Linked DNA regions of Homo sapiens: region 1 is linked to region 2. A link is an interaction called in ENCODE POLR2A ChIA-PET data of the cell type or tissue named here. Cell type or tissue: B cell. All regions are shown on one strand. Links, peaks and the distances in the headings refer to the core of each region. The heading gives the core; the rest is flanking DNA.

Region 1 (7,736 bases), core at 1,705-6,704, 200 kb before region 2:
CACCTCAGCCTCCTGAGTAGCTAGGACTACAGGCATGCACCACGACGCCTGGCTACTTTTTCTTCTTCTTCTTCTTTTTTTTTTTTTTTTTTTTTTGTAGAGAAGGGGCTTTGCCATGTTGCCCAGGCTGGTAGGATCTGTCCTTTTTAACAAGGAATTAGAAAGGGCTGCTTCGTATATCTTCATGACACCTAACAAGCTGTTTTCTCTCTTTGTTCCTTCAGAAATGCATGCAGTTTAATTTTTCTTTACCTATACAGGATAACTCTTATCATAACAAACAAACAGTAAGGAAAACATAAATACGAAAGCAAACATTACCATAAATTCACCCCCAGGATCACAACTTGGACCATTTTGGAGACCATCCTTCTAAACATTTGTCTCTGCTCACTGATTATGGAATAGACCTGGGCCGTCCAATATGGTAGCCAGTTACCATAGGCAGCTCTTGAGAAGATGAAATGTGGGTAACCTGAATTATTTTGAAAACAAAAAAAAAAGATATTGTAGGCTGGGCATGGTGGCTCACACCTGTAATCCCAGCACTTTGGGAGGCCGAGGCAGGTGGATCACTTGAGGTCAGGAGTTTGAGACGAGCCTGTCCAACATGGTGAAACCCTGTCTCTACTAAAAATAGAAAAAAAATTAGCCGAGCATGGTGGTGGGCACCTGTAATCCCAGCTATTCAAGAAGCTGAGGCAGGAGAATCGCTTGAACCAGGGAGGCGGAGGTTGCAGTGAGCTGAGATCGCACCACTGCACTCCAGCCTAGGGGACAAAGCAAGACTCTGTCTCAAAAAATAAAAAAAAAAGATATTGTAAAATACCGGATAATTTTGGGTGTTGATTATAGGTTAAAATGATGATAATGTTTTAAATATATTGAATTAGAACATACTATTAAAATTGATTCATTCACTTCATTTTAGTTATTAAAAAGTACCCATTAGAACAATTTAAATTACATTTGTGGCTTGCATTCTATTTTTTTTTTTTTTTTTTTTTTTGTTTGAGACAGAGTCTCACTCTGTTGCGCAGGCTGGAGTGCAGTGGTGCAGTCTCAGCTCGCTGCAACCTCTGACTTCCGGGTTCACGCCATTCTCCTGCCTCAGCCTCCCGAGTAGCTGGGACTACAGGCGCCCATCACCACGCCCGGCTAATTTTTTATATTTTTAGTAGAGACAGGGTTTCACTGTGTTAGCCAGGATAGTCTCGATCTCCTGACCTCGTGATCCGCCTGCCTCGGCCTCGCAAAGTGCTGGGATTACAGGTATGAGCCACCGCGCCTGGCCTGCATTCTATTTTTATTGGGCAGTTTGGTATAGACACATAACAGTTTTCTCTTGCCAGGAGTATGCTACATTTTTCCTACTTTTTAAACATTTAAAAATGTTACCCATATCTCTCTGTAACAATTGATATATAGCAACATTATTATTACTTTATAGCTATGTATAAATATATCGCAGTTTATCTAACCATTTCTACTTGGTTGGATACACGAGATTGTATACAAAAAGCTTGTATATGCATAGTTGCAAGCCTGTCTATTTCCTAAGGACAGTTTCTCAGCATCAGCTTATTTTTGTTTGGGGCTGACTAGTTTTTTCTTGTGGGAGACTGTGCTGTGATTTGTGGGATATTTTGCAGCGTCCCTGGTCTGTACCTGCTAGATGCCTATAACTCTGCTCCCCACTCACCACCCCTGCCCCATGCATGACAGGGAAAAAGTATCCGTAGACATCGCCAAGTGTCTCATGGAGGAAAAAATTGCCCTAGTTGAGAAGCACTAATTTAGGGCAAATTACCAGATTGGGACATGCTGGGTGAAAAGCTATGTGTATTTAAATTTGATAAACATGTATTGATTTATATTGAAATTTTATGTATGTATTCCCCAACTCTTTTCTGGAACAATGGTATCAATTCCTATTTCTTTCTTTTTTTTTTTTTTTTTTTTTGAGATGGAGTTTCACTCTTGTCACCCAGGCTGGAGTGCAACGGCGTGATCCTCCCAGTTTCAAGCAATTCTCCTGACTCTATCTCCCAAATAGCTGGGATTACAGGTGCCTGCCACCACACCCAGCTAATTTTTGTATTTTTAGTAGAAGACACAGTTTCGCCATGTTGGCCAGGCTGGTCTCGAACTCCTGACCTCAGGTGATCCACCCGCCTCGGCCTCCCAAAGTGCTGGGATTACAGGCCTGAGCCACCATGCCCGGCCCCAATTCCTGTTTCTATCAAGAGTAACAAAGATCCTCATTAAAGGCCTCTAAGAGATTCATGAAGGCGCGGCTGGGTATTATTTAATTGGTATTTTACTTGTTAGGAATTGTTTGTTTGTTTGTTTTCGAGATGGAGTCTCGCTCTGTCGCCCAGGCTGGAGTACAGTGGCATGATCTCTGCTTACTGCAAGCTCCGCCTCCCATGTTCAAGTGGATTCTCCTGCTTCAGCCTCCTGCATAGCTGTGATTACAGGTGCATACCACCATACCTGGCTAATGTTTGTGTTTGTAGTAGAGATGGGGTTTCACCATGTTTGTCAGGCTGGTCTTGAACTCCTGACCTTGTGATCTGCCTGCCTCAGCATCCCAAAGTGCTGGGATTACAGGTGTGAGCCACCGTGCCCGGTCAGAAATTTGTTTAATCAAATTGCTGCTTTCCTGAGACCGGCCGTTTTAAGCACCAGGATGGAGGCAAGCTGGGTTTTCTTCTGGGAAGCCAGCTTGGCAGTGAGATACCATAGACCACCTTTTGTAGCCTACTGTCCAGTGCTTCTGTGCTCATAAAGGAGGGAAAGATGGAGAACATCAGAGAAGACAACTCTCTTACTCCTTTTTAATTTATCTAAGACTTTTCTGACTGTAAAAAACAGGAATAATATCAAAAGCTATTGATGACAGTAGCTAATTATTGAACGTTTGCTGTGTGTCAGGCCCTGCTTAATGCCTTTATGTATAACTTCATTGAAACTTCAGAAAAATCTGGTTTCTCTGGGTTACGTAGGGGCTACTGTTTCCCGCAGGCACAGAGAGGGGGCCAGCCATTCACCCAGCATGCCCAGGTCACATCCTTCCTGTGTGTGTTATGGCCAGGACTTGAAGTAGGCAATCCAAGTGACCACACTCTTCATTTTCTCATGCTTTGATCACATATTTGGGCTTTTCCTGCGTGCCAGCCACAGCATTCTTTGCTGAGTTTATATTAGTGAGCCAATGAAGACAAAACTGGGCCCTCAGAGAGCTGTGATCCTGCCACCTTACCCCACTTTAGGCAACAGAGTGAGACCTCAACCCTAAAAAAATTTAATTAATTAATTAATTAAATAAATACTCCAACACCATTTTTTTTTTTAACTAGGGAAAATACCTCTATGAAGGTAAACAGTTTAGTTGAGATGAAAAGGAGTCAGACATGTAAGGATTAGGGAAAGATCAATTCAATGTCGAAGCAGCAACTAATGTCCAGTCCTCCAGGTGGGAGTGAACTTGGCATGCTTGAAGCAAAGAAATAAGGCCTGCATGGCTGGAATATAATATGCAGGGAGGAGTTAGAGGCTGCAGTCATCAGACTGATGCATGTGGCAAGAGGCTATTGTAGAGCATGCTGTCATTTGGACTGTGGTGTCGATAGTGGACAGGCAAGGAACAGGAAGTCTTTAAAACTGTCCAGCGATGCATGAATGGATAAAGAAATTGTGCTGTATATATGCAATGGAATAATATTCAGCACTAAAAAAGAATGAAATCTTGTCATTTGTGGCAACATAGATGGAACTGGAGGACATTGTTAAGTGAAATAAGCCAGGAAGAGAAAGTTAAACACCGCATGTTCTCACTCATATGTGGAAGTTAAAAAAAAAAAAAAAAAAAGTTCAGCCAGGTGCGGTGGCTCATGCCTGTAATCCCAGCACTTTGGAAGGCTGAGTCGGGCAGATCACGAGGTCAGGAGATCGAGATGATCCTGGCTAACATGGTGAAACCCCATCTCTACTAAAAATACAAAAAATTAGCTGGGCGTGGTGGCGGGCGCCTGTATTCCTAGCTACTCGGGAGGCTGAGGCAGGAGAATGGCGTGAATCCGGGAGGGGAAGCTTGCAGTGAGCCGAGATGGCACCACTGCACTCCAGCCTGGGCGACAGAGTGAGACTCCGTCTCTAAAAAAAAAAAAAAAAAAAAGTTGATCTACTTAAAAAGTAGAACAGAGGATACTAGAGCCTGGGAAGTGTAGGGGGAACGGAGAGATTTGTTAAAGGATACAACATTATAGCTAGGTAGGAGGAATAAATTCTGTTGTTCTGTACCACTGTAGGCTGACTGTATAGTTAACAGCAATACATAATTAGTCTCAAACACCTAGAAGGAGGATACTGAACATTCCTAACACCCCGAAATGATTCATTTTGAGATGACAGATGTGCCCATCGCTCTTACGTGGTCACTGTGCATTATGTGTACTGAAACACTGTATCTATGCATCACCATGCATATATACAGTTATTGTTTGTTAATTAAAAAATAAAATTTTAAAAAGGATATACTTAGGGGTTAAAATTAGGCAGCAGTCACTGATGGATAGAGTAAGGGATGTGAGAGTGAGGGAATGGTTAATGATGCCACCTAGATTTCTGATGTGACCATGTCTGATGGAGATATTGGCTGAGTGAGTAGCGTGTTGAGAGAGCCCTAATGTGGAGTTGGAAGATAATGAAACTGGATTAGACACATCCTAGATTTTTCAGGGAAGAACCGTTTCCATTTTTTTTCTCTCTTGTAACCAGAAATGCCAGAAATTCCTATATTATAGGACCAAAACTGAGCTCACAGACTACCTTTTGAACCTTGTACTCAGAACGACTTAGGCTTCTAAGTCCTGATTCTTCGTCCAGAAAACATCATTACTGAAGACCATGCAGAGAAAGTAACCCTATAGCTTAGAAAAGGGAGAACATGAGAAAGCAGCCAAGTGTCACTACTCCATACTTTCTCACAAGTCTGCAGAAATTGCTTGGAAAAATAAATGTGCATTTCATAATGCAGAAACCTGATTTCTTTTTAATCATTGGCTTTTTGGGTGTTTGCTGATTTTTTTCAGGCTTGTTAATTTGTGCTGTGTCTACCCGTCATTTGTGCAAATTAGCGTGGCTTAACTATAAATGAAAATGTCAAAGTTATTACATTATTTAAAATTGAAGAATAATTAGACTGGAGGAAAACAGGCTAAAAGAATGCTGCAGGATATGTTAAAGGTAGGAAAGGACGGGGAAACACAACAAAACAAAACAAAACAAAAAAACGAAGAAGGGATAAGCATGAGAGGATGGGGAACCACTCCCGTAACCTCCAGGGACACGGGCATGTGATTACTACATTGTGTAACTCTAATAATACGGCGCATGCCCAGAAGCCTCACATACACCACTAAGTATAGGTTCAAATGATTTTCTTCCAGGCCTTTAAAAAAGGTGGTGGGGGAATATTTTACAAGGTTGTTTGCATTCTGCAGTAGAATTGTGCCTCGGTATGTTTTGTTCTCAGCGTCCATCAAAGACACCTGCTTGTCTGAACCTATCAGAAAACTGCCAAAACAAAACAAATTAAGAAAAGTAAAAGGGAAGCCCAGGTGTAGGGTGCATGAGGTGGGAATGGGGATTAATTCTTCCAGCTCTTAGGGTTGTTGACTCTGTTAGATCACAAATGCAGTAAGGAAAAGCGACTGTTACTTCTAGGGACTTATACCCACCCAGGTGATAAAAGGCCTGTGTTCATGGTTATAACTTGTAACATTATCTGTGGGGGCAATAGCAAATAAATTCCATAAATGTCTGTCAGGAGGGAATTGCTAAATTATGGTCCATCCCCAGGATGAGGGACACCCAGGGACATCACTACAGAGCTGTTAAAAAAGAACGTACACCTGTAGGTACTGGTACAGAAATATCTCCAATATATATTAAGTGACCAAGTGGGTAAATAGAATAGTATTTGGATGAAGTGGGAGAAAAAGAAATATACATACAAAATACTTATGTGATTGTATTGTGTACAGAATATTTTTGGAATAGAGAGACAAGAAACTGGCAACAATGGATGCCTTTGGGAAGGGAAACTGGTAGTTGCCAGGGGCTGTGGAATTTATTCTTGCTTACCTCTTTGGTGCTGTTTAATTATGTGTATATGAGTATAATATGCATTTAAACGTAGCTCTAGAATGGCAAAGAGCAAAGTGTTACTACCTAAAGGGGCAACAAGCCCTGCTACAATTGATCAGATACTGAATTTTGATAATCTCTCTTTTAAATCCTTGCTTTTAACAACAGTGAAAATCAGTAAGATTGCTGATTGATTTTAGAAACCCAGTGATAAGAAACTGTTGATTTTGCCCAGATCTACCCAGCCTTTACTTCCAGCTTCTGACTCCTGACTTTCGATTCCGTATGGCTTGTCTCCTGTAATGCTAAATTATTATCTCCACCTCCGTGGATCACTGTGTTATCGAAAATACTTTTTTAGTTGCATGCCATATAAGACTTAGCCCACACTGGCTCAAGCAAAAAGAGACTTTATTTGATAATATAACTGAATAGGTCAGGTGTAGCCCTGGCTAGACAACCCCATCTTTGCATTTCTCCCCTCTGCTCTCTTCTGAATTTACCCCATTTCTAATAGGACCCCTTTCCTGGTGGTGACGAGCTCCAGCAACTCCATCCTTGTCACCTTGCTGCTCCAAGGGGTGCAGAGAAGGTCTGAGCCTCTTGTCCTGACTCTTCAGGGGTAGCCTTGGGTCATGTGCTTCTAAGGACCATATTTCTTCTTAATGTCCTTAGTTAAGGTGGCCAATCTTGAGGGTTGCCTTTCATTTATCTGTATCTTCTGTTTCCTGTTTGCAACATAGTTAAAATGGATAAATCCCTGAGCTCCTATAGGCCTGGGAACACTAAGATGAATAAAACATGTCTGCAGATCTCAGGAAACTCACAGCATGGTAGACAAGGCACTGGTGCTAGTATGGAAGTCCTTTTTGATGTGAAATATTCGACCCAAGGAATTGGAAGGGAGGGCTCCTTCATTTCTACTTGGGAAAATTAGTGGAAGACTCCTGAGGGAGGCTACCCTGCAGTGAAGGCTCCTGGGAGGAGTAGGACTTCTTCAGTAGACATGTTAGAGGATTGGGTGAAGCCATTCCAGTCTGAGAAGAGCATGAGCAGACAATTTGAATTATCATTAAGTTGTATTTATCTAGCCTCACAATGGCCTTTGCACTGCCCTCTTCTCATTTTGTAGCCACCATCCACGACCAGACCTTTCAAGGAAATCACTCAGTGCTCAGAATAGTAGAGCATTTGATTCCTTCACCATGCATTTGGCATGAAGTCATTTATTACTTTGTATTGTTATTTATTTCTCTCCCTCCCCCCAGTTTCTTTTTTTGCTCATTGTCTGGGCTGCACAGTTAGTGCCCTATTATCAAGCAGTCATCCCCCCATTAGCAAAGGGTTGTGTTCCAAGGACAGACTTTGTCATCAGAAACTTTGTTCTCGGATACTGAAATAATGGAGGCGGCGTAGGACTGCATTCAAGGAAGACTGAAGGGGGATGGGCATGTTTGAAAATACCAGCCAACTTTTGTGCTAGAAAACACAACACTGGAGTCTTGAACCTGCCAAGGCAAGGGGATTAGAGGAGAGAAGGAAGCAGTTGAGTTAGGGTTGTGGTAGCAAGGAGGAAGGGTGAG
Region 2 (7,736 bases), core at 1,135-6,134:
AAAACCACACACACTGAAAGAATTTTGAGTGAAAACCCACTGGACTGAGAACTCTTAATAGTATGGTCATCATAAGACTTTGAGGGGATTTCTTTATTTTTTTTAGAGGGTGAAAATGTCTTGAAGAAATTCCCAGGGCTTGGTGAATAGAAGATACTTTACTGAATTTCAAAGTGATGTTGCAGGCATACCCTTGAAAGAAATTTGTGAATTGGGGTGATCGAAAGAAAAATGCACAGGTGGTGAACTGAAACCTGGTGAATGGTGCATGGCTGGGACAGGCCGTGTACAGTTGGGGTTGACTTGGGGAATCCCTCCCAGAATGGCATCAGATGAACCAAGATTTGCAACTGCAATGGTGTGCCTTGTAATTTGGGGTTTCCCTCAGGCAGTGCTTTTCTAGGTTGTTTGGAAGTGTTACACTATGACCACTTCCTAATCTTCTTGTGGAAGGAGGTACCTGTATTAGTCAAGACTTTTTCCCATGCAAATGTCAAAACCCAGCTCAGACTGGCAAGTGATGAGGGGTTGGGGTGAGAGAGTGTGTACGCTCACAGAGCTTAAAAGTTCAAGGGTTAGCCTGGCCTCAGACCCAGCTGGAACCAGGCACTCAGGTAACGTCATCAGGAAGGGTCTGTTCCAATTGTTCTGTTCTGTTCTGTTTCTTTCCTATTGGCTCCGTTCTTTGTCAAGTTTTTCCCTTGCTGAGGCCAGAGGGCTTCTGAGAGTCCCTGCTTCACATACTTACAGCTTAGCAACCCCTCAGAAAGAGAGTATCTCTTGCTCAGTAATTCCAGCGAAATCCCTTGAATCAATTGAGTGACTTGGGTCACTTATCTATACATGAACCAGTCACTGTGGAGAAGGGAGGAGATGTGCTGATTGGTAAGTGTGTTAGGCTGTTCTTGTGTCACTATAAAGAAATACCTGTGGCTGGGTAATTTATAAAGAAAAGAGGTTTATTTGGCTCATGGTTCCACAAGCTGCATTAACATGGTGCCAGCATCTGCTGAGCTTCCGGGGAGGCCTCAGGGAACTTTTGCTCATGGTGGAAGGCAGAAGGGGAGCCAGCATGTCACATGGCAAGAGCAGGAGTGAGAGAGAGATTTGGGGGTGAGGGGGCACACACTTAACCAGATCTCAGGGGAACTCACTGTCACGAGGACAGCACCAAGACATGAGGGATCTGCCCCTGTGACCCAAATACCTCCCACCAGGCCCCACCTCCGACACTGGGGATTACAGTTCAACACAAGATTTGGTGGGGACATATATTCAAACTATATCAGTGGGACCTAGCATTATATCCACCCCTGCATCCCCCGGATGATGTTGGCTCCCTTAAAACCACGTAGATCCAGAATAGATAAGGAGTAACTTGTTGCCACTCAGGTTCCTTTTAGAAGATGGAGGAGTAAGTGCTATATAGACATTTTGCTCCTTATCTTAAAGAGGTGAGCCATATCATATTGCTAGCCATATTGTTTAGCCAGTCAGCTGGTTAGCGGAAAAATCACTTCCTAGATTTGGACAATTCGACGTTTAATCCCAAACCTGGATTGGGAGCGCAGTATAAATAAATGTTTTAGGACTCAGTTCCTTCATTAGAAACCAGAAAAAGTTGCTCTAGAATATTTCTGCAGTCCCTTGTTACTGTAAAAAGTTTATATAATAAACTTACAATTTTTGTCTGTTTTTTTTTTGTTGTTGTTGTTTTCTTTTTTTTTTATTTTATTATACTTTAAGTTCTGGGTTACATGTGCAGAACGTGCAGGTTTGTTACATAGGTATACATGTGCCCTGGTGGTTTGCTGCGCCCATCAACCCGTCATCTACATTAGGTATTTCTCCTAATGTTATCCCTCCCCTACCCCCCACCCCCTGACAGGCCCCGGTGTGTGATGTTCCCCTCCCTGTGTCCATGTGTTCATGTTGTTCAGCTCCCACTTACGAGTGAGAACGTGTGTTGTTTACAAACTTATAATTTATGTGGTGGCTTTCATATGATGCCCATTTCACAGACTAGTATGTTCTAGACATCAGCACCGTCTATTCTTTTTTTTTTTTTTTTCTTTTTTTTAAACAGAGTCTCACTGTGTCACCCAGGCTGGAGTGCGGTGGTGCAATCTCGGCTCACTGCAACCTCTGCCTCCCAAGTTCAAGCAATTCTCTTGCCTCAGCCTCCTGAGTAGCTGGGATTACAGGCGTGCGCCACCACGCCCAGCTCATTTTTGTATTTTTAGTAGAGATGAGGTTTCACCATGTTGGTCAGGCTGGTCTCAAACTCCTGACCTCAAGTGATCTGCCCACCTCAGCTTCTCAAAGTGCTGGGATTACAGGCGTGAGCCACCGCGCCCAGCGCAGCACCGTCTATTCTATGTCTGCACTTTGCAGCATGGTAGTTACTAGCCACATTGGCTATTGTGCACTTCAAATGTGGATAATATGTTAGAGGAACTAAATTATTTTATTTAAGTGTAATTCATTTAAATTTAGATAGCCATTTGTGACTACTGTGTACACTGTTGGACAATTCAGCCCTGGGTTAATGACAAAATCTAGCTACATAGTAGACAAGTGAAATGTGAGTGACCATGGAAGATGACTTAAATCTTGTCTTGTGCCTTTGGTGAGTAATACTTAGTTGTATTTTTCATTCATAATTTGTAGTGGAAATAAAAAGCACTGCTCCTTCCAACAAATACAGAAAGACTGTTTTCTCCCTATGTATCCCCCAACCAAAGCAGTTCTAAGTGTTGGAGGCTGATTATTTTAGTTTTGTGGTTCCTCATGTATCTTCCTTGTCTGGTGGCGTGAAGCAATGGAAAGAATGCTTAATAAGGAGTCGCAGGTTTTAGGTTCTGGTCTCGGTTCTGCCTGTAACTATTTAGAGGTATGACCTTTGGCTCTTCATGTTTCCCTCCGTGGCATCAGTTTCCTTATCTGGAGTGAGGGGGTGGGATTAAGATGATCGCTAAATCTATTCCAGATCAGAGTTTCTATGATTCTGTGTCTTTTTCTTAATTCGGATGACCAGGATAATGGCTGAGGGTTCTCTTTGTGTAATTACTGAGCTGAGTACAGGTGCTGGAAAGAACTGGGGAGATACCTTGGGCCATTTCAGTTTTGAATTATGGAGTGTTAGAACACTTTTCAGATTGCCACGGGATCTGAAGGAGCCCTGAGGAAAGTCAAGTTCTGCTTCATTATTGTTTAGTGTCGTATCCAAGGTAAACCTGGACACAAATGCAGAACACTTAGCGTTAAGCAGTATATACTTTAAAAATTAGTTTAGTCGGAGGTTGCCTCCTTCTGCCACTTTCAGAGTTGCAAATCCTGTGGAGGTAAAGGTTTCAGACAAAGTGCTGGTAGAATGGGCCAAAGTGAAGATCACCCAGTGAGAGACAAAAGGGAAAGGTTAGTACCTTAAGTGCGCTTGAGAAATGGGTTCATTGAGTCAAATCATAACTACTACTGCTTGCTAAGCCAGAAGAAGGAAATTCAGAGATGGTAAGACTTTCTTTGATACCCAGGGAAATTAGGGTTAAGGATGGTTGCTTGGAGTGACTTCATCTGTAGAAGGCTGGATTCTGAAGGAGATGAATCACAAATGAAGAGAAAGAGGAAGGGAAGAACATTGGCCAGATTTGCAAGAGCAGGTAGGTGGATTTGAAGTGTTCCAAAGGACAGTGTGGTAGGATGTGTCAAAGCAGTACAGAGGCAGAAAGCCATCAGCTGGGGCTGAATAGAAATAAGATGTTTATTTGGTGATTTAATTGCAATGTTCAATAGTACATTTGATGATTGTGTTGTTATCGTGTAATAATGCGACAAAGTTAAACATTTATTGATGTGGTCACGCTAGTGAATTCCCATTGTAAATAGTAGCTCCTATTCTCTGTCTCCATAGGATCTTTCAGACACAGTTGCATCTTGTAGCTTTATTTTTATTTTTTAACTGGCTATCTTTATGTATGGGAACAGTCATCTCCAGAGATTCATTTTCATCTCAAAAAACTTCTAAAGGTGTTAATTGCATTTTTTCAAAACTCTTATGTAATTATTTAAAATTATTCCACCGGCACTATAAATCAGAACTTTTCCCATTATATTGCTGAGGAACATTTATGACCTGTTTAGACACTTTTGATTTATAGGTTTAGGAAACAAGAATATAGAAACCATTGCCAGGTTTTAATTTGGAAATTTCTTTAGCTACGTCTGTTTCTGCAGAAAAGAGAAACAGAAAGCTGGTAGGAGAGGTGATTGGAGAGGTATGGTCCATACTAGTGATTCACAAGAAAGAGAAGCACAAGACCTGATTTGGGGGTCCTGCTCTGAAATGAGCAATTGGCGTGTCTTGTGCATGTTGTTTATACTTTCTAGGCATTATTTTTAAATGCTGGTTCTGTGTAACAGGTGCCTAACTCTGAGTGAGTTATTTAAGTTTCTAGACCTCAGTTTTCTCATCTATAAAATGTAGACTGAAAACAGAATCTTCATAGGATTATGATAAAGATTAAGTAAGCTCGCTCATCTATGCATTCAAAAACCTTTGTCAATGAAGCCTCTGCTGAGAGCCAGGCACTGTGCTGGGTGCTGAGTGAAGGTGGCAGGAGGAGGCAGGGCCGGACCTCTCTTGGTACAGGTAATAAGTGGGAATAACCCGACACCTGGAGTGGGTGATACATGAGAATAAGCCCTGACGTGAACAGGTCTTCTTAATTGTCAAATAGTAACAATAGCACCCCAGTTTAGATGTTGTGAAACATTGGAGTGCACACATTTAGAAAACTGATCACAATATCTCTCAGATGAATATGATCCAAGAAATTTAGAGATAATAGAAATTGTCTGTGTCGAGGGAGGATGGGGAAGAGTTAATATGCTGAGATGAAGAATGAAGATTTTTTTAGAACAAAGTCTCAGCAGGCTGAAGTTCTCAATCAAAATGAAAAAAAGATCGTTAATGGGCATGAATGCAAAGCCCATACCATGGTACTAGTGTAGAGTGAAGAGCTCTAACTTAACAGCAGTTCATGTGACAATTAGTGAGGAATGATTGTAACACCAGTAGGAGCCAGTTGAGACCTAGGTGGGGGGCAGGGGCAAAGAATTCAGACTGTATTAATAGAATAATGAGGAGTTGGGCTGCTGTCCTCCTCTGGACTAGAGGGGCAGACACCTGTCCCACCATGCTCATTTCTGCGCACTCTATTTGGAGGGGCGCAGGGGCAAGACAGAGTGGGTGGCCTTGCCTGTCACTTACCAAATACTGGCTACATGCTTTAAACAAAACCAGAACCTATTTAGGACTTTAGCAGGAAGGGGCAAAACCAAACCGTGAGTGGGCGTGGTAGGAAGTGGGGGAGTTGTTATAGTGCAGGAGTTCCATAGCATCCACTGGTGGGATGAACTTGGTTCTTAAGTCTGCAGTTCCCAGAATCCAGGTAACGAAAGAGAAGCAAAGGTCACACTAGCTCTTGTGCTTCCAAGGAGAAGGGTTAAAGTTGCCACTATTTATGACTAGTGGCTCCAATGAAGTCTGGGCTGCAGTCTTCCTGTGGGTCTTTCCTCGTCCTCCTCTTTTTTAGCTGCATCAGTGAAGAGCCTTTGGAGGCAAAACAAAATGAAGTGGAAGCTCCTTGGGCAACGTTATCTAGTTGCAGGATGTGCTGGTATTGGTAGCAGTTTAGAAAAACTGCTTTTCGTGCCCTTCCAGTCTTATGTCCATTCAGAAGGATTCTTTTCATTTAACAAAATTTAGCAAGAGAAATGAAAAACAGATGATTTTTTAAAACCCTGGAGTAGCTGTCTACCTTTAGTAGGTACAGTTTTATTAGGGTAAGTCATTCAAGTTTACTCACAGCCATAAAATGACATTTATTATTTGTGTAATCTCTGAATCATGGTTTGTACCCAGCTTTGTTTTGTTTTTTAATTTTCGAAGAGTCTAATCATTGATTGCTGTGTACAAATGCACTTTTTGCACGTGATGAGGTCACTCAGTCATAAAATTGTCATCAAAAGATTTTAGTCCCTAAACATGGCAATATAGGGATGCTTCTCACTGAATATTCATCTTACCTATAGAGATGCTATTATTTAGCAAGGACTTAGTTACTTTTTCCTTAACACTATGTGAAACGCACCACAGGTGGAGAAAGAAGAAAGAGCACACAATTCATCTCTCAGAGCTTACAGTTTAGAGAAAATATACAGAGGAGGCCGGGCGGGGTGGTTCATGCCTGTAATCCCAGCACTTTGGGAGGCCAAGGGAGGCGGATCACCTGAGGTCAGGAGTTCGAGAGCAGCCTGACAGACATGGAGAAACCCTGTCTCTACTAAAAATACAAAATTAGCCAAGCGTGATGGCGCGTGCCTATAATCGCAGTTACTCGGGAGGCTGAAACAGGAGAATTGCTTGAACCCGGGAGGTGGAGGTTGCGGTGAGCCGAGATCACGCCATTGCACTCCAGCCTGGGCAACAAGAGTGAAACTCCATCTCAAAAAAAAAAAAATATATGCACAGGAAACATAAATGCTTCTTAGGAGGGGAGGAAGTGAGAGGGGAGTAAGGCAAAGAAGAGAAAATAGAAAACATTCATTCGTTGGTTTATTCATTTGTTTATAAATTCATGAAATCTTTGTTGACGAGTGGTATGTACAGGGTTATGTACAACGGCATTTGATGAGCTAGTTCAATATGTAATGGAATGATGAAGTGACTAGCACAGAGAGTGAATGCTGTAGGAAGTCGGGGAAGTGGGAACACCCCAAATTTAGTGCCATGGTTGGGAAGATGGCTAGGTTGGTGACCTCTTCTCCTCGTGTGTATGTGCGTTCCTGTTAAAAAGGATAATTTTGCCTAACAGAGGAATACTTTTTGTTTAGACTTGGCTCCTTTTCATGACATTCGGTTTCACTGTACTATAAACAGGTCTTTAGCTGTCTTTCCCCCACTCCCCACTTAGGTCATAAGGAACAAGTAAATAAAAATTAACAAGAGCTACCTTCACTTCAGTACAGCGAGGCTGCCTTAGGAGAGAGTGCACTAAAAAGAGACCTCAGGGTTCAGGGATTGACACCTTGCTGCAGAATGGGAGTGACATGTGAAAGGTCAGTGGTAGCCTTGACTATGCCGTTTTTGTTAGAGTTCTATTTCCTCTTCTAGACATCTAAGAAGGATTAGCATACAAGTCCTTGGTGTTTTAGAAGTTTGCCCCTGCTTGGATGTGAGCTCTCTTCAAGCTTTGTTCTACTTAATTGTATAATAAGATAACTATGTCTGATGTGATATTATTTAAAAACTTGGTGACTGAAATATCTAACCCATGAGCCCATGCTCCATAACTTTATGTGTTTCCAATCCCTGTGTGAATGTTAGATTAGCCCTTCAAAAAATCCAGAGACATATTAGAGATCCACTGACTCAAACATCTCTGGCTTAGAAGCTTAGCAATCACAGTTGAGAGTGTGCCAGGATAGGAGTAAAGAACACCAAACTCTGCTAACTTGGAGGAAAACTATGTATGTGTGTTTGACCCAGCTGAGGTCAAGGCTGGATGAGATCATGTTAATCATGGCCATGACATGGATAAAGAAGAACAGAGACCATGCTCAAAACAGGAAGAAGGAGAAGAGGAAGAGATAAGTAAATTTTTGAGATAGGAAATACAGGTGAAATTGAGAAAAAGAAGAAAAACTATTCATCTCAAAGGAAGGGAGCTGGAGCA

The links. Peaks named below come from ENCODE experiments on the same cell type or tissue, not always from the same donor. Only the 100,000 strongest peaks of a DNase experiment are listed, where the experiment ranks them.
Region 1: POLR2A ChIA-PET joins it to region 2 with 5 read pairs; 2 of 35 experiments call an interaction of 5 or more read pairs at or near these places.

What each region holds. Positions count from the first base shown.
Region 1 is chr3:71,273,400-71,281,135 of GRCh38, reverse strand. The region is part of intron 5 of FOXP1 (forkhead box P1); the gene reads left to right. Among named protein-coding and RNA genes, the nearest start is that of FOXP1-AS1, 12 kb to the left of the region's middle. In B cell, for the core only: no CTCF peak of the experiment used is centred there; no DNase peak of the experiment used is centred there; H3K27ac peaks cover 716 bases.
Region 2 is chr3:71,076,622-71,084,357 of GRCh38, reverse strand. All of the region lies in intron 7 of FOXP1 (forkhead box P1), which reads left to right. It overlaps LOC124906247 (a long non-coding RNA gene), which reads right to left. Exons shown (of 2, transcript XR_007095956.1): 2 at 1-7,736. Among named protein-coding and RNA genes, the nearest start is that of FOXP1-AS1, 210 kb to the left of the region's middle. RefSeq lists an enhancer at 4,742-5,324. In B cell, for the core only: no CTCF peak of the experiment used is centred there; no DNase peak of the experiment used is centred there; H3K27ac peaks cover 3,864 bases.